2 separate regions of the Homo sapiens genome follow, and region 1 is linked to region 2. A link is a contact called in ENCODE Hi-C or POLR2A ChIA-PET data. All regions are on one chromosome and are shown on one strand. Each heading gives the region's core, a stretch centred on a gene start or an enhancer-like site at or near the end of the contact. The rest is flanking DNA. Distances are from core to core; before and after follow the strand shown.

What was found. Hi-C counts contacts between places; a loop is a spot of excess contacts on that map. ChIA-PET counts read pairs that join two places held with the same protein, here RNA polymerase II (POLR2A). Pooled maps may share reads with other maps.
Region 1: a pooled map shows a loop between it and region 2 (3-fold over the local background). The contact joins the enhancer-like site here to the promoter of SCNN1G in region 2. A Hi-C loop is called at or near these places in 5 of 50 pooled maps. POLR2A ChIA-PET finds 5 or more read pairs at or near these places in 2 of 52 experiments (activated CD4-positive, alpha-beta T cell and activated naive CD4-positive, alpha-beta T cell).

The regions. Positions count from the first base shown.
Region 1 is chr16:23,518,890-23,522,286 of GRCh38, reverse strand. It overlaps EARS2 (glutamyl-tRNA synthetase 2, mitochondrial), which reads left to right. Exons shown (of 9, transcript NM_001083614.2): 9 at 1-1,533. It also overlaps a transcript of GGA2 not described here. Among named protein-coding and RNA genes, the nearest start is that of GGA2, 10 kb to the right of the region's middle. Within about 2 kb of position 1,611, at least 3 of the 41 ENCODE cell types and tissues checked have a DNase peak (open chromatin) inside an H3K27ac peak, as active enhancers do.
Region 2 is chr16:23,180,907-23,184,385 of GRCh38, reverse strand. It overlaps SCNN1G (sodium channel epithelial 1 subunit gamma), which reads right to left and starts at 1,641. Exons shown (of 13, transcript NM_001039.4): 1 at 1,573-1,641. RefSeq lists a silencer at 1,670-1,919.

The DNA of each region.
Region 1 (3,397 bases), core at 362-2,861, 340 kb before region 2:
CTGAGGTCCTGCTACCATTCCTTGGCCAGTAATAGGTAGTTTCACAGGGATTATATGCAATGGAGGAAAAGTTGTTCTCAAGGAAAACTAGGGAGCTTTCTCCAGAAGATGATGTAATGGCAGAAACAACAGGTGGTTGACCACAGAAGGGGACAATAATAATACTTGTAATTTATTGTGCGCTTATATGAGCCTCACCCTCTCCCAGGTGTCAGATAATGCTCGTAAATGCCTTAGTCCATCATCTCAGTAAATTTTTTTTATAACACTATGAGAGAAGCAGTATTTTTTTTTTCTGTTACAGATATGGAAACCGAGGTTCTGAAAAGTTAACTAAAACTTCCGAGGTTATAGTACGAGGCAAAACCAAGATTTAAACTCAGATCTGTGCCGATCCAGAGTCCAAGCTTAACTCTGATCTACTGAGTGTTGTCAGAGCATCTGTTTCTAAGACATTAAGAATGGTTAAAAGGAGCTTCTTGGCTCATGGTCAAGTGAGTGTTTTTAACAAAGTGAGTGGTCAAAATACTAAGTCGATTCTGGTATATCTACAACATGGATGAACCTCTAGGACTTCATGCTAAATGAAATGTCAGTCACAAAAGGACAAATACGTCCTAATGCTTTGTGAGGCAAAGGTGGTAGGCTTGTCAAAGGCCAGGAGTTTGGAGACCAGCCTGGGCAACATAGTGAGATCCTGTCTCTACAAAAAATTTAAAAATTAGCCAGGTGAGGTGACATATGCCTGTAGTCCCAGCTACTTGGGAGACTAAGGTAGGAGGATCACTTGAGCTGAGGCGTTAAGGCTGCAGTGAGCTATGAATGCACTACTGCACTCTAACCTGGGCAACAGAGCAAGATCCTGTGTCTAAAAAAAAAAAAATGAATAAAATAAAGTTAAAAGGATAGATACTGTAAGATTCTACTTATTTGAATTACTTAAAATAATCAAAATTATACAGGCAGAAAATAAGATGGTGGTTGTCAGACTTGGGGAGGCAGAAATGGGAAGTTACTGTTTAGGGTATAGAGTTTCAGTTTTGCAAGATGTAGTTACAGGGGTCAATGGTGGTGATAATTGCACAACATTATAAAGATACGTAATGCCGCTGAACTGTATATTTAAAAATGACTGAGATGGTAAATTTTATATTTTTCTGTATTTTACCACAGTTTTTAAAAAATACTAAATTAGAGCTGGGCCTGGTGGCTCACACCTAGAATCCCAACATTTTGGGAGGCCAAGGCAGGCAGATCACTTGAGGCCGGGAGTTCAAGACCAGCCTGGCCAACATGGTGAAACCCCATCTCTACTAAAAGTACAAAAATTAGCCAGGTGTGGTGGTACATACCTATAATCCCAGCTACTTGGGTGGCTGAGGCACAGGAATTACTTGAACCCCCACAGAACGGGAGGTTGCAGTGAGCCAAGATCACACCATTGTACTCCAGCCTGGGGAACAGAGCGACACTCTGTCTCAACAAGAAATTAATAAAAAAGCGAAATTAATAAAGCTGTTGCTACTTCCTCAAGTGAAGTGTGCTGTGCTATCTTGAAAGCAGCTCCAGACGTCTGTCTTCTGTTTGAGGGTTTTGCTCAGGATCAGTAAGACTTTTTTTTTTTTTTTTAAGAGGATGTTGCTCTGTTGCCTGCCCAGACTGGAGTGCAGTGGCACAATTATATTTCACTGTAGCTCTAACTCCTGGGCTCAAGAGATCCTCCTATCTCAGCCTCTTGAGTAGCTGGAATCACAGGTGCATGCCACCACACCTGGCTAAGTAAAAGTGTTTGAAGGAATTTCATACATTTTAAATAACCTCAAGCCCATCCCCAGTGTTTTGAGGGTATAGTGCAGCAGTGAAGGGCACAGAGGCTGTCTAGATTCAGAAACATTCTGCCCCTTATTCACATGTGACTTTCTGTACCTCAATTTTCTTGTTTGTAAAATAGGAATAAGAATTGTACCCATCTCAAAGAGTTGTAAGGATTGGAATAGATAACATATACGAAGTTCTTTTTTTTTTTTTTTTTTGAGACGTAGTTTCACTCTTGTTGCCCAGGCTGGCATGCAATGGCGTGATCTTGGCTCACTGAAACCTCCACTTCCCGGGTTCAAGTGGTTTTCCTGCCTCAGCCTCCCAAGTAGCTGGGATTACAGGCATGTGCCATGTGCCGCCATAGCCAGCTAATTTTGTATTTTTAGTAGAGACGGGGTTTCTCCATGTGGATCAGGCTGGTCTCAAACTGCCGACCTCAGGTGATCCGCCTGCCTCGGCCTCCCAAAGGGCTGGGATTACAGGCATGAGCCACCACGCCTGGCAACATATATGAAGTTCTTAGAACATTACATGGCATTTAATAAATGTTAGGTAACTATCACCATTATTTTCATCCTTAGAAACAGTGATCTTGGTGGCAATGCATAGAAACACACTCAGACTAACTGAAACCATGAAAGGAATTTATTGGAAGAATTAGGACTCTCACAGATCTAAAGGGCAGGACTTCCAACTGGACCTCACAAAAGAATGGAATCTGTACCTAGAAACCTGTTGGGACCAAAGGCAGCCACTCGGCCCTCTGAGATGGCACAGTTTCTAACATTCACCCCTCTGTGTGTCTGCTCCCCTTGTTTTCCCTCTGCAGGCTGCCTTTCTCTTTATCTCTGCAGTTGGCCAACAGCTGCCCTAGCCCTGAAGGTAAATCATCTCTCTTCTCCTACATCACCAATTAAATAACCAATATTCCACATACAAACTCGCAGGGGAGAATCTGATTGGCCTAGCCTGGGTCAGGTGTCTACCCCTGGTCCAATCAGCTGTGGTCAATGGGAGTCATATTCTATGATCATGGCTGCAGGTGGCTCACTTTAGTGTGTGGGAAACCAGTTCCTTCCCCTGAGCGTGTTCTTTTTCGGTGTTGTTTAGAGAGTATCTTTTCCAGGGCTGGGCACGGCGGCTCATGCATGTAATCCCAGCACATTGGGAGGCCAAGGCCAGTGGATCACTTGAGCCTAGGAGTTCGAGACCAACCTAGAAAACATGGTGAAACCCTGTTTCTACAAAAAATGCAAAGATTAGTGGTGTGTAGTGATGCACACCTGTAATCCCAGCTACTGGCGTGGCTGAGGTGGGAGGATCACCTGAGCCCAGGGAGGTGGAGGCTGCAGTGAGCCAGGATAGTGCCACTGTACTCCAGCCAGGGTGACAGAGCAAGACTGTCTCAAAAAAAAAAAAAAAAAAAAGACAGTATCCGTTCTAGAAAATTACATTTTTATAGCCAAATTTGGAATCCCATTCATACTGCCTTTATCCTACTTTATTTTTGCCTTCATAGTACTTTTTACTATATGAAATTATATATTTGTACATATTTACTCTCTTACTCAAAAGAATA
Region 2 (3,479 bases), core at 392-2,891:
TTTAAAATCTAGGTCCAGGTTCAATTGCTTGTCAAATAAAACTGCAGCCCTCCTCTGTGAATGTTCAACAGAAGCTGTGATTCTGGAAGCTCCTATCCCCAGCTCTCAGGGGTACCTCTGCCCCATCAGCCCCTTCCCCAGAACCGACCTTGACCCCAATGGATCAGTCGACAATGTCAGAGGAGCCCCCAAGTGAAGGAAGGGAACTGATCTTGCTCTTTGCAAAACAGATAAAATATTCATATAAATAATATTTCAACTTCAAAGCAAAACAAGACTGTAGCTACCATTAGATTATGCAGCCTGAGCCAATGTGATACCCTTGGTGGAAGAATTACTAGCTGATACCCAGCACTTACTCTTCTAAGTACTTTGCAGCTGTCACCTCATTTAATTTTCACGATAATCGTCTGAGGTAGGTATCACAACCACCTCCATTGTACAAATGAAACAGACGCTGACAGGTTAAGTAGCTTGCCCAAGGTCACACTAGAAAGTGGCTGAGCTGGGATTTGCACCTAGGAGTCCCTTTAACGACTAACTAGGCTGCTCTTCAATCATTAATAATAATAACAGCAGCAGGGAAAGCAGCAATAATGGCAGCTATCACTTATTGATCCCTTTCTGTACTCCCAGGCATCCCACTCAGTCCTTTTCACACACTACCTGATTTAATCCTCACTACAGTTATATGAGGTGCTATTACTTGGCCCATTTCACAGAGAAGGAAACTGAGGCACAGAGGTTAGGTAATTTGCCCAAGACCACACAGGTAGAAAGGATTTGAAGGATTCTTTAGAATTCCAGGGCCCTGGCTCATCGCAGCGGCTCCGTGCACCCCCTCCTCACCTACCACCGACTTTGCCTGTCCCCCATCCCACAGTGCAGGACCCCAAAGCTTGGAGAGGGATGAGAGATTTGCCCCAAGTCTAGCGTTGGGTTCGCTGGACCGGAGAGTTCCCGATCAGTGCCCGTCCCGAAGGGCGAGTCCTGTGCAGAAATCACTTGAACTCAACCTCAGGGCCCTGACCCGAGCTCCTGCCGAGCGACCCCGCAGCCCTGCCCTCCCTGCGCGGAGCGAGCGGGCGCTGTCCTGTGGCGGAAGCCACGTCTGCCCCGGGGGAGCGCCGGCTGAAGGCGCTGGAGCGAATCCAACCAGCCCACTTCAAGTGTTTGCTTCTTTCTGCACCAAGTCACCCCGGAGAAAGCATTCCAGAGGGTAGAAGGAACAGTAGCGGACAGGTCCACGCGACTCACCCCGGCAGGGAAGGGGGCTGAACAGGCGCTGGGCGGAGAAAAGAGGCCAGGTGTGGCCCGGGACCCCCAGACCCCCGGACTCTGAGTGGCTCTCGACTGGCTTCGTGCTCCGGGCCACGGCGTGGGTAGACCCGGGAGAGCTGGCCGCTACCGCCCGGGCAAGGTGTCCCAGCATCCCGGGCACCGGGAAGCCGCCACCGGCTGATGCTGGCTCGGCCACCCACCGCGCTGACGGCGTCCGACGCCCTGGCGCCCGGCATCCGCTCCAGTGCCCAGAACCCCCGAGCTGGTCCGACCCAACCCGGCTGAACTCACCTTTCGGTTCCAAAGGGTCCAAGGCTCGTGCGGGTGCGCTGCTCCTCTGCTCGCTCTCGGGCTAGCATCCCCTGGCAGCGCCACCGCGGGCTCTTGTGGGCCGGCCAGGCCCCGCCCCCTAGGGACCCGCCTCCCCAGGCCCCGCCCCCACCTGCCCAGGTGCTTTCCCCAGGCCGCCAGGCACCTGAGACCGCCCGGAGCGGGCCACGACTTCACAACGCCCCCTGGCGCCCCGAAGCCGCCCTGCGCCCCAGCCCGGCCGCGCTGCGTCTTCCTGGGCCACCGCGCAGTGCCTGCTGCCGCCCCGAGGCCGCCCTGCCATCCTGCATTCCCGCTGGGTCTCTGCGGCACTTACCCCAAGGCGCCTCAAAGCGCCTGCTGCCCCCTATTACTGCCCCGCGACTTCCTTCCACTCCCGTCCAGATGGCAGGTGCCTGCCCTAGCACCAGCAGTAATCCCACGCAGCCTCGCTCCTCGGACTCCCTCCAGACCTGCAGCTTCAGTGCCCACCAGCGTCCGGCTGTAGGCAGCAGGGGCTGTTCAGCCAGGCCACTCATCCTTTGACCTTTTCAGCTGCTTCTTTCTCTTTCTTTCGTTATTTCCTCCTTCCTTCTTCTTTCTTTTCCTCTTTCCTTCTTTTTTTTTTTTTTTGACGGAGTCTCGCTCTGTCGCCCAGTCTGGAGTGCAATGACGCTATCTCAGCTCACTACAACCTCCGCCTCCCGGGTTCAAGCAATTCTCCTGCCTCAGCCTCCCAAGTAGCTGGGGTTACAGGCGCGCGCCACCATGCCCGGATTAATTTTTGTGTTTTTAGTAGAGACGCGGTTTCACCATGTTGGCCAGGCTGGTCTCAAACTACTGACCTCAGGTGATCCACGCGTCTTGGCCTCCCAAAGTGCTGGGATTACAGGTGTGAGCCACCGCGCCTGGCCTGTCCTTCTTTCTCTTTCTCTCTTTCTTTCCTTTCTTTCCTCCTTCCTTCCTTGCCTGCCTGCCTGCCTTCCCGCCCGCCCACCTTCCTTCCTTCCTTCCTTCCTTCCTTCCTTCCTTCCTTCCTTCCTTCCTTCCTTTCTCTTTCTTGCTTGCTTGCCTTCCTTCCTTCCTTCCTCCCTCTTTCTTCTTTCTCTCTCTCCCTTCCTTCCTTCCTCCCTCCCTCCCTCCTTTTTCTTTCTTCCTTTCTTTCTTTCTTTCTTTCTTTTTCTTTCTTTCTTTCCTCTATTTCTCTCTTTCTTTTTTTAACAGGGTCTGCCTCTGTCACCTTGGCTGGAGTGCAGTGCTGCAATCATAGCTCACTGTAGCTGCCAACTACTGGGCTCAAGCGAGCCTCCCACTTCAGCGTCTCAAATAGCTGGAATTACAGAGGTAAGCCACCTTTCCTAGCTTCAGCTGCCTTTTTATAGGGACTCAGATAACTACAAGAAACGAGATTAGAAAACTGCAATTGGGAGGGACCATAGAGACACAGCCCCTTTGTGCCGGGGAGAAACTGAAGCCCAGAGAGAGGAAAGGATCTGTTCTTACCTAGAGCTTCTCAGATTTGAATGTGGTTACAATCACCTATGGATGTTGTTAAAATGCAGATTCTGACTCGATAGGGGTGGAGTGGGTCTTAAGAGTCCGAATTTCCAAATTCCTAGGAGATGCCTTGGTTGCTGGTCCAAGGGCGGTTTGCCCAGGTGGATGGAAACAGGTCCAGCATTATTGGAGAGAAATTTAAAGAAAATCCTCTAAAAAATCTCAGCTGCTTCTTCTAACAATATATGCTCATTGCAAAGAATTAAAACAATAAACTGTGCCCCCCCCTCCCCAAATAAGCATGGCTAACAGTTTGGTTATTATTTGGTGTGTGTGTATGTGTGTGTGTCCACACACACATATTAGTTTTATATATATACACATACATATAT